Regions from separate parts of the Homo sapiens genome. Here region 2 is linked to region 1. Evidence: chromatin loops called from intact Hi-C (ENCODE). Cell type or tissue: natural killer cell. All regions are shown on one strand. Links, peaks and the distances in the headings refer to the core of each region. The heading gives the core; the rest is flanking DNA. Region 1 holds the start of LOC105371822 (a long non-coding RNA gene). Region 2 has its middle 29 kb from the start of TMEM92-AS1.

Region 1 (8,000 bases), core at 1-8,000:
TGGTTCACTCCTATAATCCCAGGACTTTGGGAAGCCAAGGCTGGCAGATCACTTGAGGCCAGGAGTTCGAGACCAGCCTGGCCAACATGGTGAAACCCCGTCTCTACTAAAAATAGAAAAATTAGCCAGGTATGTTGATGTACACCTATAATCCCAGCTACTCAGGAGGCTGAGGCAGGAGAATCGCTTGAACCCAGGAGGCAAATGTTGCAGTGAGCCAAGATCGCACCACTGCACTCCAGCCTGGGCGACAGAGTGAGACTCTGTCTCAAAAAAAAAAAAAAGTAATGTGGGAGGATCACTTGAACTCAGGAAATCAAGACCACCCTGGGCAACATAGTGAGAACTCATCTCTATTTAAAAAAAATAAAGAAAGGAAGGAAGGAAAGAATGAAGGAAGGAAAGAGAGAAAGAAAGAAAGAAAGAGAAAGAAAGAAAGAAAGAAAGAAAGAAAGAAAGAAAGAAAGAAAGTAAGAAAGAAAGAGAAAGAAAGAAAATACATTATTGCTTAAAAAAAAGAAAAGTTAACAATGTTAACAATCACCTGAGCCTTCAGCAAGTCATAATCTTTTTGCTGATGAATGGTCTTACCTCCATGGTGATAGCTGCTGACTGGTCAGGGTGGTGGCTGCTGAAGGTTGGGGTGGCTGTGGCAATTGGCAATTTCTTAAAATAAAGCAACAGTGAAGTTTGCTACATCGATTGACTCTTTCGAGAAAGATTTTTCTGTAACATGTGACACTATTTGAAAGCATTTTACACCAGTAGAACTTCTTTCAAAATTGTAGTCAATTCTCTCAAACCCTACTGCTGCTTTATCAGCTAAGTTTATGAAATATTCTAAATCCTTTGTTGTTGTTTCCACAATGTTCACAGCATCTTCCCCAGGAATAGATTCCATCTCAAAAACCCACTTTCTTGGCTCATCCATAAGAAGCATTTCCTCATCTGTGCAAGTTTTACCATGAGATCGCAGCAATTCAGTCACATCATCAGGCTCCACTACCAATTCTAGTTCCTTGCTATTTCAACCACATCTGCAGTTACTTCCTCCACTGAACTGTTGAATCCCTCAAAGTCATTCATTAGGATTGGAATCAACTTCTTCCAAACTCCTATTAATGTTAGTGTTTTGACCTCCTCCCATGAATCATAAATGTTCTCCATGGTATCTAGAATGGTGAATCCCTTCCAGAAGCTTTACCTTGCCCAGATCCAGCAGAGGAATCACTATCTCTGGCATTTCCTATAGCTTTAGGAAATAAATTCCTTCAATGATAAGACTTAAAAGTAAAAATTACTCCTTGTTTTGTGGGCTGCAAGATGGATGCTGTGTTCGCAGGCAGGAAAACAACATTAATCTCCATGTACATCTCCATCAGAGCTCTTGGGTGATCAGGTACATTGTCAATGAGCAGTAGTATCTTGAAAGAAATCTTATTCTAAACAGTAGGCCTCAACAATGGGCTTAAAATATTCAGTAAACGTTTCTGTAAACAGATGTGCTGTCATCCAGGTTTTGTTGTTCAATTCCTAGACCGCAGGCAGAGTAGATATAGCATCATTCTTAACAAGACTAGGGCTTGGGTTTTTTTGTTTTTTGTTTCAAGACAGGGTCTTACTCTATTGCCCAGGCTGGTGTACAATGGTGTGATGTCGGCTCACTGCAACTCTGCCTCCCAGTTTCAAAAGATCCTACCACCTCAACCTCCCCAGTAGCTGGGACTACAGGTGCAGGCCACCACCCCCAGCTAATTTTTGTATTTTTTGGTAGAGATGGGGTTTCACCATGTTGGCCAGGCTGGTCTCGAACTCCTGACCTCAGGCAATCCACCTGCCTTGGCCTTTCAAAGTGCTGGGTTTACAGGCATGAGCCACTGCACCCAGACAACAACCCTAGGGTTTTTGCGATGGTAATTGAGCATTGGCTTCAACTTAAAGTCATCAGCTGCATTGGTCCCTAACAAGAGAGTCAGCCTGTCTTTTGAAGCTTTGAAACCAAGCATTGCCTTCTCCTCTCTAGCTGTGAAAGTCCTAGGTAGCATCTTCTTCCAATAGAAGGCTGTTTTATCTACATCGAAAGTCTGGGAACCAGGCACAGTGGCTCATGCCTGTAATCCCAGCACTTTGGGAGGCCTAGGTGGGCAGATCACGAGGTCAAAAGATCAAGACCATCCTGGCCAACATGGTGAAACCCCACCTCTACTAAAAATACAAAAATTAGCTGGGTGTAGTGGCGTGCACCTGTAGTCCCAGCTACTCGGGAGGCTGAGGCAGGAGAATCGCTTGAACCCAGGAGGCGGAGGTTGCAGTGAGCCGAGATCATGCCACTGCACCACTGCACTTCCGCCTGGCGACAGAGCGAGACTTCATCTCAAAAAAAAAAAAAGAAAGAAAAAGAAAGTCTGTTGTTTAGTGTAGCCACCTTCATCAGTGATCTTAGCTAGATCTGAATAACTTGCTGCAGCTTCTCCATTAGCAGTTGCTGCTTCACCTTGTACTTTTATGTTTTGGAGACAGCTTATTTCCTTAAACTTCATGAACCAACCGCTGGTAACTTGTAACTTTTCTTCTGCAGCTTCCTCGTTTCTCTCAGCCTTCATAGAATTGAAGAGGCCTTGCCCTGGATTAGGCTTTGGCTTAAGGGAATGTTGTGGCTGTTTGATCTTCTATCACTAAACCTTTCTCTATATCAGCAGCATAAGGCTATTTCAGTTTTTTATCATTCGTGTGTTCACTGGAGTAGTACTTTTAATTTTCTTCAAGAACTCTTATTTGCATTCACAACTTAGCTAACCATTTGGCAGAAGAGGCCTAGCTTTTGGCCTATCTCAGCTTTCAACATGCCTTTCTTAATGAGTTTAATAATTTTTAGCTTTGATTTAAAGTGAGAGATGTGTGATTGTTCCTTTCACTTGAACATTTAGAGGTTATTGTAAGGTTATTAACTGGCCTGATTTCAATAGTGTTTTGTCTCAGGACACAGGGAGGTCAAAGAGAGGGAGAGAGATGGAGAAATGGCTGGTTGACGGAGCAATCAGAACACACACAACATTGATTGATTAAGCTTGTCATCTTCTATGGGCATGGTTCATGGAATTCCAAAACAATTGCAATAGTAACATCAAAGACCACTGATCACAGATCATCATAACAGATAGATACAGTACTAATGAAAAAGTTTGAAATATTCTGAGAATTACCGGAAGTGACAGAGACACAAAGTGAGCACATGCTGTTGGAAAAATGAAGCCAATAGGCTTGCTCAGTGCAGTGTTGGCGCTAACCTTTGATTTGTGAAAACTGCATTATCTGTGAAGCACACTAAAATGAAGTGCAATAAAACAAGGTAAGCCTGCACAAGTTTTGTACAAACATAGGTTTTCATTTCTCTTGGGTATCCTTAGGAATGGAATTGCTGGTTCCTATGATCACTCTGTTTAATCATTTCTGAGCACTTTATTTTCTGGCACAAGAGGATTCAGGCTTATCTTGTACTTTCCCTGCCTTATCCCTGTAATTAGCCATTTTGCTAAGGAGCCCTGGTTTCTTCCAGTGGACAATGGCACTTAGACATTAAGACTTGGGTGCTGTCGGAGGGTGCGGTGGCTCACGCCTATAATCCCAGCACTTTGGGAGGCTGAGGCAGGCAGATCACCTGAGGTTGGGAGTTCGAGACCAGCCCGACCAACATGCTGAAACCCCGTCTCTACTAAACATACAAAATTAGCCGGGCGTTGTGGCACATGCCTGTAATCCCAGCTACTCAGGATGCTGAGGCAGGAGAATCGCTTGAACCCGGGAGGCAGAGGTTGAAGTGAGCCAAGGTCATGCCATTGCACTCCAACCTGGGCAGCAAGAATGAAACTCCTTCTCAAAAAAAAAAAAAAAAAAAAAAGACTTGGGTGCTATCAAAGCATGATGTAAGCTGATTTAAAAAAAAAAAGGCGCTGGGCGTGGTGGTTCATGCCTGTAATCCCAGCACTTTGGGAGGCTGAAGCGTGTGGATCACGGGTGGATCAAGAGATAGAGACCATCCTGGCCAACAGGGTGAAACCCCGTATCTACTAAAAATATAAAAATTAGCCGGGCTTGGTGGCAGATTCCTGTAATCCCAGCTACTCGGGAGGCTGAGGCAGGAGAATCACTTAAACCAGGGAGGTGGAGGTTGCAGTGAGCCGAGATTGTGCCACCACACTCCAGCTGGTGACAAAGTGAGACTCCATCTCAAAAAAAAAAAAAAAAGGCTTGGGTGCTAACTACACTCATTATTATTAATATGTCATGGCTCCCAGGCCCTCTCAATGGATAAAGCCAGAAAATATCTGTATGTATACACATAAGTATACACACATTGACACATGCACACACAACATAAACACATACATACATGCATTTGCATCAATATTTATTTCTACACCTGGCTATTTTGTTTATTCTTGTTTCGTAGAGATGGGATCTCACTATGTTACCCAAGATGGTCTCAAATGCCTGGTCTCAAGTGATCCTCCCACCTCGGTCTCCCAAAGTGTTGGGATTATAGGCATGAGCCACTGCACCCAGCCTCTACATCTCTCCATGTATTTTGGAAATAATGAGTTCTTCCCATTACCTCCAATTCCAATCCAGGTGTATAGGATTACAGGTGAGAACATCAGAGAGTTCATTCTTGTTTCCTCCTCCTCTTCTCTTCTCTTCTCTTCTCTTCTCTTTTCTTTCGAGATAGGGTCTCACTCTGTCACTCAGGCTGGAATGCAGTGGCCTGATCATGCCTCACCTCAGCTTTGACCTCTTGGGCTCAAGCGATCCTCCCACCTCAGCCTTCTGAGTAGCTGAGACTACAGGAACGTACCCCTGCGTCCAGCAAATTTTTTGTATTGTTTGTAGAGACAAGGTCTCACCACATTGCCCAGGCTGGTCTTGAACTCTTAGGCTCAAATGATCTGCCCATCTTGGCCTCCCAGAGTGTTGGGATTACAGGCATAGGCCCCTGCACCCAGGCTTCTTTTCCATATTATAATTCTCTTTGCCAACAGTGAGAAACCTAGCTCACTTTTTCTCACTGGGTCAGTTCTACTGAATATAACTGTTCTGCAGTGGGCAGGTCCAGGCAAACCTATCCCCAAAGGTAATGAAGCTATTCCCAAAAGTGAGGAAGCTGAGAGGCTAAAGAAAGAGGCTGACAAACCCAGTTTCTCAGAAAGAAACATTTAACAAGGAATTAAAACGAGAAGTCACGTCTGACATCAGCAAGCAAAATGGCGGATCCCCACACTGTTGCCCCCCAACCCCAGGGCTTGTATACCACAGGGCGGCAATGTTAGGACAGTTGAAATCGGCCCCCTGGGGAAAGGCAAGAATGCTATGTGCAGATGCCTAAGGGCAAGATTTAGCTAACAGTAGTTAAAGTAGATATCTTAGACGCATCCCTGGAACTGGGGTTACTCAGAAGTCAACATGGCAGATTAGTATCCAAGATGGATTTGCTTTAGCCTCCACGGCAACCGATATCCCATGCCCTCCACCCCACCCAGACCCTCCTCAGCGATCCTGGGCTCTGACACCCTGCCCTGGGCCAGCCTACAACATGGATGCCTCTTTGTCCCTCAGACTCCAGCATGCCACGTCTTTACCCACACGGAAGCAACCCTCAGCCTTCGTGGGCTCTGACACTCTGCCTGGGGCCACCCTACCCTCACCTCCCCACATGGACGTGCTCCTCCACTCAGGCTCTGAGGTTGCACATCGAGCTCCCCCTGGATGCCCTGCCCACTCCTGCAGGAATGCCCTTCTCATCCCCCTTGAACTCCCCTTCTTGGGGCTTGGCCACTACCCTGGCCAGATGCCCTCTTCACCTTTCTCATGACTCACTCTCCCTTGCTGAGCTGGGACCCAAGTGGACATCCTCCCTACCTTGCTTGGGTTTTAACATCCCACACTGGGCTGCCCTCCCACTTGGATGTCCTCCTCTGTCCCTCTTTCTCCTGCTCTGGCCACCCCCAACATCGGCAACACCCTCCTCACTTAACTTGAGCTCCAGAACCATTTGCTGAGCCACTGCATCTCCCATCCACCCTACCCCTGGGGACCCCTGCTTACTCCACCCTCCCCAATATCTTCTGGACTGAATTGTTTTTGTTTTGTTGTGTTTAATGTCAACCAGAAGACTGAATTGTTTTTGAAGGGAAGGAAAGGAAAAGAAACGGAAGAAGAAAAAGGAGGAGGAGGGGAAGAAGAGGAGGAGAAAGAAGAAGGAAAAGGAAGAAGAAATAGAGAAGAAAACGGAGGAGAGGAGGAAGAAGGTGGGGAAGAAAGAGGAGGAGGAAGAGGAAGAGAGCTGCCTGGCCAAATTTTGTGGAATGTTGGATGTTGCGGGTGACAGACTGTAGAGGCTGTGGCTGATGTCATCTTCTTTCAGGGAGAATTTGATTGCCTCCTGGTAGCCAGATAGCATACAGGGAAGTCATCTTGATGCAGTGAAGCTGGTCTAGGTCCAGTTTGCCCTTATTCCTGGGTGTGGCTCTTTCCAGGGTCTCACCTGTAAGCCACATTGATGGAAGTAGAGACCGTGCTTGCAAAAAAAATTGAGGCTGGGGTGGGGAGGAGAGAGCCCAGAGGTGATCTGGGGGCTCAGGAGCGCAGGATGGTGGGGGGACACTAGTGTGTATTTGTCGGTGGATGGGAAGGAAGTTCATCAAGTGGGAGGTGGAGGCAGCCCAGGGAGAACAGGGACTGTGGGTGGCAGAGCAGGAGGGTAGGGCCCTCTGAGCCTGGGGGACAGCAGGGGTTGCAGGTGGGGGTGGGGGGAAGCCAGCAAGCTTGCTTGTTGGGGGTATAGGATTGTGGTAGGGTCCTGCCTACCTCCCTGTGGAGAAGCTGGAGAGGGGCAGGGCAGCCCCGGTGGTGTGGGCAGATGGAGAAGGGATGGGATGCAGTGAGGGACTGGGGCTCAGGTGGAGGAGGGGGCCAAATGTGGGGAAGAGGCTCAGTGAAGGGAGGGACCCTCCGCGGGGAAAGAGTTCAGTGAGAAGAGCGGGAGGCGTCATGGAGGCCCCATCTCTTTATCTAGCTGGGGCCATCTGAGAGCAGTGACTGTACCCCCATCCAACTCTGTCCCTCCCCCGCAACATGGAGGCCCCAGCCCAAGACTTGCAGTGGGGAGTGGGGGGGCAGCCTCCAGTGTTTGTTCTTGTCCAAGGCTGGGGTGGGGAGCAATAAGCCAAGGCCCCAGACTTTCCGCCTCATGGTGGGTGTGGGCCAGGGAGGTCCTGCACCCACTGCCCGCCCTCTAACCAGGGGGCTGAGACTTTCGCCCCTGGGTGCTGGTGCCTAGGAATGGAGGCAGGGAAAGGGCTGGGGGCTCACTCTCCCCTCCCTCCATGCACTGCAGGGGCAGGCAGTGGGACAGGCAGTCGAGCTGGATTTGTTTCTCATTCGCTCTTGGCTCCTCTGGTGGAAAAATCGAAGCGCTCCCCCTGGTACTGCTGAGGCGGAGAGGGTGAGCGTGGCTGGGAGGCTGTCCTGGCAGGGAAGTCCAGGGGCAGGCGGGGCCTGGCCGGGGAGAGGCTGCCCCCTGCTCACAACCCCCTTCCCAGCCCTCTTACTTCGACGTGGCTCTCTAGGCCCAGTGGGAAGTCCTGCCTCAGCTGAAGTGGAGGGGCCGGGCCAGGGAGGAGGTCGGACTGGGCTTGGGTTCAGCCTCAGGCTCGTAGCACCCTCCTTCCCTGGGCCTGTCTCTAGAGCAGTCTCCCAAGGGTGATTTAAAATCCCCCGAGGGTCTTCCAAGGAAGTGCTGTCAAGCTGCAGCAGGAGGGGGCCGAGTCAGACCTGGGACAGGCTTTCTCAGCATTCAGACTTTGCCTAAGTGGGAGGTGAGCTGTGTACTAGGAGGGGAGGGTTCCACAGGCAACTGCTGGATATTTCCTGAACATCCAGGGACATGAGAAGCCTTTTCTGTACATCATCCCATGTGGCCCTCACAGACACCCCAAGGTCAGTAT
Region 2 (10,058 bases), core at 1-8,000, 61 kb after region 1:
ATAAAGTCTGGTTGCTGCTGGCAGCCACTCTAAGAGGAGAGCCTTCCTGAGGGTATGGTCAACACAGAAGAAAGAAACCAAGCAATGGGAAGAGAGGAACTGGTCCTGAGTGAATCATCTGAGCCCCTGTGTTCAGCACCACCTATGCTGGTCGGACACCTGAGCCAGCACTCCGCTGCTTCCACTTAACCTGGCTAGGCCATTTTCTCCTATCAGGTGTAAATGGGGAATCCCCATGCACTAACAATGGGCCAGTGCTCCTAATCCCGGTGCCCTACTGCGTGTTTGCCTGGACTGGCCTGAGGCAGAGAGGGAGGTTCCAGTGATATTAAAGTGACTGTTGGCATTGAAGAGTCCCAGTGAATTACACTTTATGATGTTCTCTCCTGCAGCTCTGAACCAGATGAGAGATTGGCAAAGAAGCTAGGTAGATGACAATCACAATGTCAGCTTTGGCTGGATGTGGTAGCTAACGCCTATATTCCTAGTGCTTTGGGAGGCTGAGGGCAGAAGGATCACTCGAGGCCAGGAGTTTGAGACCATCCTGGGCAACACAGCAAGATCCCATCTCTATGAAAAATTTTTAAAAGTAGCTAGGCATGGTGATGCACACCTGTAGTCCCAGCTACTTGGGAGGCTGAAGTGGGAGATCTGCTTAAGCCCAGGAGTTTGAGGTTACAGTGAGCTACAATCACGCCACTGCACTCCAGCCTGGGTGACAGAGAAAGAGTCTATCTATAAAAAAAAAAAAAAAATTTAAATAAAGTCAGCTTTATTACTGTCACAGCTGGAAAAGAGCATGGCTTAGCTGAGCAACAACAACAGATTTCCCAACATTGTACCCCGGAACCAGGCTGACCTGTCCCCTGGTCACAGGCAGTGCTGGGCAAATGGTCCTCTGTAGCTTACTATGCTAAATGTGGGCTTCCCATGGGCACCCAGCTCCCACGCAGAGGGAAGGAGCTGGGAGGGCCTGCCTGGCTCCTCCGTGGAAACTCAGAAACTTGAGAATCAGATGTCACACCTCCTGCCCTGGGGAGGAATGAGGGAGAGGGTGGAGCGAGGCCAGGAGCTTAGCCTAACAAAGCTGCTTTCACAGGCAGCATGAAGCAAGATCTCAGGAGGTCTCCCGCCACCTCCCCAAGAACTAATCAAAAGCCCAGGAAAGGATTAAATCTAAAGTCCAAGTGGTTTTGTGTTAACTCAGAGCTGCTCCACTTCAGTGCCACTGACATTCAGTACCAGGTACGTCTTTGCCATGGAGGGGCTGTCCTATGCTTTGGAGGAATGGACTGAGCAGCATCCCTGGCCTCCACCCACTGGATGTCCACAGCATCTCATCACCCCCACCTCCCAGTCATGACCAGCAAAATGTCCCCAGACATTGCCAAATGTCCCATGGGGCTGACATGACGCCTGGTTGAGAACCGCTGGGTCAGGTGATTAGAAAGACAAGGATGGGCCCCTCTCCTAGATGCCACAGCTGCAGGAGTCAGGGGAATGCACCCCACCTGGAAAGGAAAGGACCAGAGGTGAAAAGAAGAGTGAAGCTGTTTCTCCTGGAGATAGGTGTGGTGGCAGGGAGTTAGTGGCAAGGCAGGAGTCTACCACTGGGTGGGCAAAGAGGAACACATGTGGCAAATCCATGCTGAATAAGTCTGATTCCGCAGGACGACTGAGAAGAGTTCCATGATGGAATAACGTATATGATGTGGGTGGCGTTTAGGGATACCAACAAGGGGCAGGGAAGCACCCTCAGACAAGCATCCATGGGGCACTCTTGCCTCCACCATGCCTGAGGGTAAGGGCAGGAGGCGGTCCCCAGGCTGTAGGAGAGAGCCTCTGGGCAGGAGCTGTGGCCGTTGGGAGAATAATGCCACCACTGCTATGCCCAGCCTGTCTAGTCAAATCAATATCCCACCTTACTTGTGCCTACCCTCTGATCTCTTATGGTGCCTTTCAAAGACCAAACCCAACTGGAAGGTGGGAAATGGGCCCTGGGGGCAGATGAAGATTACTCAGCACACACACCATGGAGTACTTTACAAAGTTAGAAGCAATGGATTAGATGCACCCAGGGCCACATGGACCGATCTCAGAAATATAAGAATGGGTGAAACAAACAAGCAACAGAATGAGATATATAACCCGATAGCATTTGTGAACATTTAAAATGTATGCCTAGAAAAAATACAAAACATCAATACTCCCTGTACAAGAATACATGCAAATGAAAGACTCACAGATTATGAGCCTATGGCCAGGCGCGGTGGCTCATGCCTGTAATCCCAGCACTTTGGGAGGCCGAGGCAGGCGGATCACTTTGAGCCCAGGAATTTGAGACCATCCTCGCCAACATGGCAAAACCCTGTCTCTACAAAAAATACAAAAATTAGCTGGCATTGGTGGCATGTGCCTGTAGTCCCCAGCTACTTGGGAGGCTGAGGCCAGAGGATCACTTGAGCCTGGGACCAGGCAGAGAATGCAGGAGCCGTGATCATGCCACTGAACTCCAGCCTGGGCAACAGAGCAAGACCCTGCCTCAAAAACAAAAAAAGAACATGTGCCTATGATGGGGAGGGGCTGGAGACTGGGATAGGATATGTGGATAAAAGAGAATAATTACAAACAAGAGAGGGGACTTACATGGACTAGTGATGAGAAAGTGCCATGAACTAAGGCATATGATTAACTAACTCAAATGTCTGCAAATGAAGTTTAAAAACAGCGGGGAAAGAAAAGGAAGGGAAGAAGGAAGAGGGAAGATAGCCCATCAGCCCTGTCCAGCATGTCTTGGGGGAGAGGAGTCGGGGTGGGAGCCCCTCAGGGGCGCTCAGTCTCTGGTCTGGAGGGGCGCAATCCCAGATGGGGAAGGAGTTGCCTCAGGGAGCCTCTCAGAACTTCCTTTTCACTTTTATAAAAATGGGAGACACATCAAGAGATTGTACAAGGGCAAATGCCGTCCTCATTTCCCAAAATGATTCTAGAATTTTAAGCCACCAATCTTGACACCTTTGATTTTGGAATGAATTCAAGTCCAAAGACCCGAATGGAGCCCCGACTTTGTATCCAGCCGGGTATGAATCATCCAACAGATGGTGGGTGCACATTTAGAAACCAGCCCGGTGAGCCCTCAGAGACAGGCTCTTAAGACAGCCCTGCCAAGCTAAGCTGATGTTCTCTTCTGACATCAGAGAATTTGTGGGTTCTACTCTTTCTGGCTTCAGGGATTAGCTGTGGCTCCACAAATTCAAGTCATGGGGAGTGGGGAGGTGGCAACTGTCAGAACAGGAAAGCAGATGTTAGGTGCTAGCTCAGCCTGAGTCACATGTCCATGCTGGAGCAGAAGCCAGTGGGCACTGTGATTGACAGCACCCTCACCAGGACTCCAGGGAGGTGGGCGCACTTGCTGCAAAACAGGGGTGCTAATACCGGAAGAAGGCTGATGAGCACACAAAACCAATAACTATGACAGCCCTCTAGGATCCCCTTGGAAGTGGGGATGAGATGTAGGGGAGTGGAGGAAGAATTTCATCTTTTTTTTTTTTTGAGACAGGGTCTTGCTCTGTCTCCCAGGCTGGAGTGCAGTGGTGCAACCTCCCAGGCTCAATTGATCCACCCACCTCAGCCTCCTAAGTTGCTGGGACTACAGGTACTCACCACCGCAACCAGCTAATTTTTTTATTTTCGTAGAGACGGGGTTGCTCAGGCTGTCTTGAACTCCTGGACTCAAGTGATCTGCCCGCCTCGGCCTCCCAAAGTGCTGGGATTACAGGCGTGAGCCATAACGCCTGGCCCCTATTCTTACTTGTAACAAAACAGGCATTTTTGGTTATTTTAATCTACTATTGCCTTTTATACTGGATTTCTGTCACTCGCAATCAAAAGAATCCTGACTGTTCTACAAGCAATATGGGGGGGGGAAATCATTTTTGTGTTTAATTTCAGTATCCATGTGCTTTGCCATAAATGTTTTTTAAGAATTTTAAACTATTTTGGCCAGGTGCAGTGGTTCACGCCTGTAATCCCAGCACTTTGGGAGGCCGAGGCAGGTGGATCATGAGGTCAGGAGATTGAGACCATCCTGGCTAACATGGTGAAACCCCGTCTCTACTAAAAATACAAAAAAACAGCTGGGTGTGGTGGCAGGCGCCTGTAGTCCCAGCTGCTAGGGAGGCTGAGGCAGGAGAACGGCGTGAACCTGGGAGGTGGAGCTTGCAGTGAGCTGAGATCACGCCACTGCACTCCAGCCTGGGTGACATAGCAAGACTCCGTCTCAAAAAAAAAAAGAATTTTAAACTATTTTAAGGGTTTTTTTTTTAAATTTTGGTGGTTAATTCTTAATTATGACATGCATTTTAAAGATACGCTTTCAGTGGTTTATCATATTTTCTCTTTTCCACATAAAACTTTTGAATTATTTATTGGCAAATGTGACTTGTTTAAAGTGTTAATTTCATGCTTTTGCAGGTGTACATTTAGAAATGAGCACAGTGAGCCTGCAGAGACAGGCTCCTAAGACAGCCCTGCCAAGCTAAGCTGATGTTCTCTTCTGAGACCAGGGAATTTGTGGGTTCCACTCTTTCTGGCTTTGGGGAGACTGTCTGACTACAGAAATATTGGCCACCTAAAGAATTTAGGTCCTTGCCACTCGGACAAGCATGACCAGCCCCAGTTCCCACAAAGAAACATCTGTCTTGCTTCATGTCATGGAGTTGCTTGTATAGTTTAAGTTTCGAGTACTTGTCTGAGCAAGTCTGTCTTTTCATGGATGGCTGAAAATGCTTTATGAAGACGTACACTTCACAAGAGTTAATAGCAGAAAGCACTGTGTCAAAACCCAAGACATAAATGTAATTAAAATCACATTGTATTTCCTGTTGGTTGCTGAAGTAGACATTAAGAAAGTCTTATCTTTAATAGTACATTTAAAATTCCCTGTCATAGAAAATTATCTTTAAATGATAGCTCAGAAAAGAAATACAAAAAGCTCTCATGCCATTTATTATTAATGTGATTTATGTTAAGTCTGTCAGTGGAATGCTGAAAATGTGCCAATGAGTTAGCTCAAGAAATGATGCAAAATTAAATATTAATGAAGCACTCAAACAAGCACCAATTACACTGCAGTATAAGCTTGTAAATATTTCCATAAGTAATTTTCAGTCCGTATTCAGGTAGCACTATGGAGCAAGAAAAGAACCATCATTAATTTATGCAGAAACCTTTTTTACTAATAAATTTTCCAAATCACAAATTTAATTTTAGCTTTTGATTTTTAAAAAGGCAATAAACTGTTAAAGTTTGTACTTGAATTCATGGATACTCTTTTTTTTTTTTTTTTAAAGATGGGGTCTCACTATGTTGCCCAGGCTGGTCTTGAACTCCTGGGCTCAAGTAATCCTCCCACATTGGCCTCCCAAAGTGCTGAGATTACAAGCATGAGCCACTGTGTCTGGCCTTTTCTTTTCTTTTCTTTTTTCTGACACAGGGTCTCACTCTGTCACCCAGGCTGGAGTGCAGTAGTACAATCATGGCTCACTGAAGCTTTGATCTCCTGGGCTCAAGTGATCCTTCCACCTCAGTCTCCCGAGTAGCGGGGACTACAGGCGTGCACCATTATGTCCAGCTGATTTTTTTAAATTTGTAGTAGAGATGAGGTCTCACTATGTTGCCCAGGTTGGTCTTGAACTCAGCTCAAGCAATCCTCCCTTGTCAGCCTCCCAAAGTGTTGGGATAACAGGCCTGAGTCACCATGCCCAGCCCATGGAGAGTCTTTATGTTGCAAGTGATAGAAAGCCCAATTCACATGGTTTAAACAAGGAGAATTTGCCTGCATGCTTTAGAGAAAAGTGCAAATAAAATGCCGCTTCAGGCAAGATTTTATCCAGCAGCAGAAATCCCAACTCACGTGGCTTAAACAAAGAGAACTTGCCTACATGCTTACCTGAAATGTATACTTGAAATGTGGCTTCAGGCAGGATTTCATCCTGCAGCTCAAAGGATGTCACCAAGAACCTGGTGTCTTTATGCCCTTCCTCTCTGTCTTCTGCTGGGTCAACCCCTTCCTCAGGTCAGTGGCTCCTAGAGTGCACTACCTCTCTCTCTCCCCTTCAAAACCAGACCACTCATTCTCCAGCTGTAGGGAAGATTGGCTGCTGATGGCTCACAGCTCTCGCAGCTGAGCCTTCAGGCATTGTTTCATGTTCATAAATGCCCAGGCTTTATTTATTCCCATCCAAAGACTATCCTCCGCCTAGCCCAAGCTTTATGTGATCTGCCAATGATTGGTCAGTGCAGAAGTACAAAAGCGTAGTCCTCCTGCCTAGATCTGAGACAACTCTGAAGGGCCACCTCAGGTCCAAAGCTCCCTTTAGCATCAGTTGAGGCTGTGCTGCAACTGCAACCCAGTTCCACTTTTCCACTTCTCCCTCTGCTCAACCTGCTTCGTTTACTACCTTACAAGTATTGTTTCTGAGACCATGGCCCAGTCACTTCCAGCGTGTAAATATCCATCACAAATCTATTGGCAGGGAGGGACCCAGACATGAGGCAGCTGAGGCCAGGAGTAATTTTTAGGAAGCAGATTCTAAAATAGGTGTTTGGAGCTGGAAGGTGGAGCAATAATTGCCCCTGGCATTCTAGCGTGGTGTACTTGTTTAAACTTTCACTGGGGATGTGCAGGAATGATGGGAAACTGATGGAAGGGAGGCACTGGTGGAAGCAAATTCCCAGGCATTTGAGAGGTTTGAGTGAACTAGTAATATAAGGACTGTGAAATCAGATGGCTCTGGGGCTAGCAATGCTTAAAGGAAGACAATGAAAGTTTGAGAGTACTTAATCATCAGTTTGAGACAAAGTGTGAAAGTCTCTTGGCAGCATATAGAGACTCTGTAGCTGGAGGGCAGAAAAAGCTAAGGATCAGCCCGAAGCTTCATTATAAGGGTAATGCAGCTTCAGAGAGGTTGGATTCTCAATCAGAGCACGTCCGCTCTGTCAGGTCATACCCCAGTAGAGAAGGATCAGAACTCAGAGACTTGGGATGGCACATCTGGGTCAATGCACTAAAAAAATCTTGAATCTCCAGATTCCACTGAACCCACTGGGCCTGCAGAAGCGGCCCCCTGCCCACTGTTAAGGGCTAAAACTCCCCTCATGCTTGAAGATAGTGCAGGGCCTCTGCTTTGCAAGATGAAATGCACCTCCCTCCTGGCCACCAGACAAATAGCTATCAAGTCACAACAAAACCGGCCAGGGATGCGCCAGACCTGCTGCTGAGGAAGGAATGAGACTGTACCCTGGAGGAGCTGCAGGAACTTGCCAACATGTGCTGGCAGGATTCAGGAGAGTAGAGATGGGACTGGATTCTGAGGATGAGGATCAAAACATAGAGCTTGATAGGAAAGAATATTGAATAGGAGTGTGCTCCTGTGATGCAGGATTTTACCCCCTGGCAAGGACCCCAGGAGAAGGTGCTAGAATGGCTCTTGGAAGCCTAGAAACAGCACTGGCTCAAACTAAGTTAAGGAGAAAAGTTCAAACAGCATGGCAGATGGCAGAAGGGATCAAATGGATCAAAGGAGAGGGTTTGCTCAACCGGATCAGCCTGTGTCGGGCCTGCAAATTCCCCAGCTGACTATGTTCCCTGGGAGAGCCCATAAATCACTCTTTTACCAAAGCAGTAAAGAAGGTGCTGGTGGAGGAGGAGCAGCAGCATCGAGAAGTCTATCGTTGGCCATTCTCGGGGAGGCCGTGAGGGTGGGAGATGCTGTTACAGAGCGGGGTGGTGGGGGTGGGGGGAGCTGATAGTAATAGGGATAAGAGGAGCCCAAAATAATCAAGGCCAAGTGGCAGTGTTACAGGAGAGGGGTCCCGATCCAGACCGCAAGAGAGGGTTCTTGGATCTCACGCAAGAAAGAATTCAGGGTGAGTCTGTAGAGTAAAGTGAAAGCAAGTTTATTAAGAAAGTAGAGGAATAAAAGAATGGCTACTCCATAGACAGAGCAGCCCCGAGGGTGGCTGGTTGCCCATTCTTATGGTTATTTCTTGATGATATGCTAAACAGGTGGTGGATTATTCATGCCTCCCCTTTTTAGACCGTATAGGGTAACTTCCTGACATTGCCACGGCATTTGTAAACTGTCATGGCGCTGATGGTAGTGTAGCTGTGAGGACGACCAGAGGTCACTTTCATCACCATCTTGGTTTTGGTGGGATTTAGCCGGCTTCTTTACTGAAAACTGTTTTATCAGCAAGGTCTTTATGATCTATATCTTGTGCCAACCTCCTATCTCATCCTGTACTTAGAATGCCTAACTGTCTGGGAATGCAGCCCAGTGGGTCTCATTTTACCCGGCCCCTATTCAAGATGGAGTTGCTCTGGTTTCAACGCCTCTGATAGCAGCACTTATCTGTCAGAAGGTGGGCACGATTCTCACACTGAGCAGCAAGGTCAGGGAGGCAGCCAGAGGTCCTGCTGCAGAGAACTAAGTAAATGGTGTTTTTTTCCTTTCTTTTTTAAGATATATTTTTAATAGTAAAGATGGGGTTTCACCGTGTTGCCCAGACTGGTCTTGAACTCCTGCACTCAAGTGATCTGCCCGCCTTGGCCTCCCAAAGTGTTGGGATTACAAGTATGAGCTACCATGCCAAGCCGGAAATGGTTAATAGAACATAATATTCCTAGTGGTAAGATAGATGAGCAGCCAAAAACAGCTTATTTTATTTTATTTTTTTAATTTATTTTGAGACAGAGTTTTGCTCTTGTTGCCCAGGCTGGAGTGCAGTGGTGTGATCTCAGCTCACCACAACCTCCACCTCCAGGGTTCAAGCGATTCTCCTGCCTCAGCCTCCCAAGTAGCTGGGATTACAGGCATGCACCACCAAGCCCAGCTAATTTTGTATTTTTAGTAGAGATGGGGGCTTTTCCTTGTTGGTCGGGCTGGTCTCAAACTCCTGACCTAAGATGATCCGCCTGCCTCAGCCTCCCAAAGTGTTGGGATTACAGGCATGAACCACCGCGCCCGGCCCAAGAGCTTATTTTAAAACATCAACCACCCAACAAAAAGTCATGATTCCTTGTCCTGTTTCCAGCCTAAGTTAAGATCTAGAACGTCCTGAATGAAGAAAGACACTGCATCAGCTGGCATATGGACAGGATAAGGTTCCACCAGCCCTTCCACAGGGAGAACTTGAGTAATCATACACTGGGGAAAGAATGCAGATCTTTTGAGAACTGTTGAACATAGAGTCCAAATTGACATTGATACCAAGGAAACTGAAGCATCATCACGGCACCTTATTAGGGTGGTGGAATATGGGGTCAAGTAATAAGTATAGTCCCAGCCATGACCAGCTTCACAGTATGTCCATTAGGTCCACAGACCCACCTGGTAGTCATTTTCCTGGTCTCTCTCTCTTTATTTATTTATTTATTTATTTATTTTTTTGAGACAGAATCTTGCTCCGTCACCCAGGCTGGAGTGCAGAGGTGCGATCTCAGCTTACTGCAACCTCTGCCTTCCGGGATCAAGCGATTCTCCTGCCTTAGCCACCAGAGTAACTGAGATTACAGGCAGGCGCCACCATGCCCAGCTAATTTTTGTATTTTTAGTAGAGATGGGGTTTCTCCATGTTGCCCAGGCTGGTCTCAAACTCCTGGCCTTAAGTGATCCGCCCGCCTCGGCCTCCCAAACTGCTGGGATATAGGTGTGAGCCACCGCGCCCGGCCCTGGTCTCTTAATATATAACTAGAATCAACATAACCAGTATTGCCAGAACTCTTCCAGTGGTTCCTTGGCCTGTGGGGTAAGAGCCATCATAGTGAGGCAGGTGAAATGGAAGCCTTTCAAATGGCCTCCCACCCCAGCCAATCGAAAACCACATCACATCCTGGGGGATGGCAGAGATTAATGCCACCCTTACAGATGTAAAATGTGGTCTCCATAATTTCCTCCATTTAATTCCTCAGTCTGGCCCCTACAAAAACCAGAGAGATCCTGCAGGATGACAGTAGACTACCACAAGCTCAGTCAGGTGGTGGCCTCAGTGGCTGCCAC

The links. A loop is a pair of places that touch in the nucleus more often than their neighbours do. Peaks named below come from ENCODE experiments on the same cell type or tissue, not always from the same donor. Only the 100,000 strongest peaks of a DNase experiment are listed, where the experiment ranks them.
Region 2: it touches region 1 in a loop (4-fold over the local background); 3 of 110 quality-filtered maps call a loop at or near these places.

What each region holds. Positions count from the first base shown.
Region 1 is chr17:50,250,349-50,258,348 of GRCh38, forward strand. LOC105371822 (a long non-coding RNA gene) reads left to right here and starts at 6,265. Exons shown (of 6, transcript XR_007065844.1): 1 at 6,265-6,302; 2 at 7,391-7,498; 3 at 7,936-7,992. RefSeq lists an enhancer at 7,382-7,952. In natural killer cell, for the core only: no CTCF peak of the experiment used is centred there; no DNase peak of the experiment used is centred there.
Region 2 is chr17:50,311,452-50,321,509 of GRCh38, forward strand. No RefSeq gene overlaps it. Among named protein-coding and RNA genes, the nearest start is that of TMEM92-AS1, 29 kb to the left of the region's middle. RefSeq lists enhancers at 1-475, 4,722-4,851, 6,572-7,151, 7,152-7,730. In natural killer cell, for the core only: no CTCF peak of the experiment used is centred there; no DNase peak of the experiment used is centred there.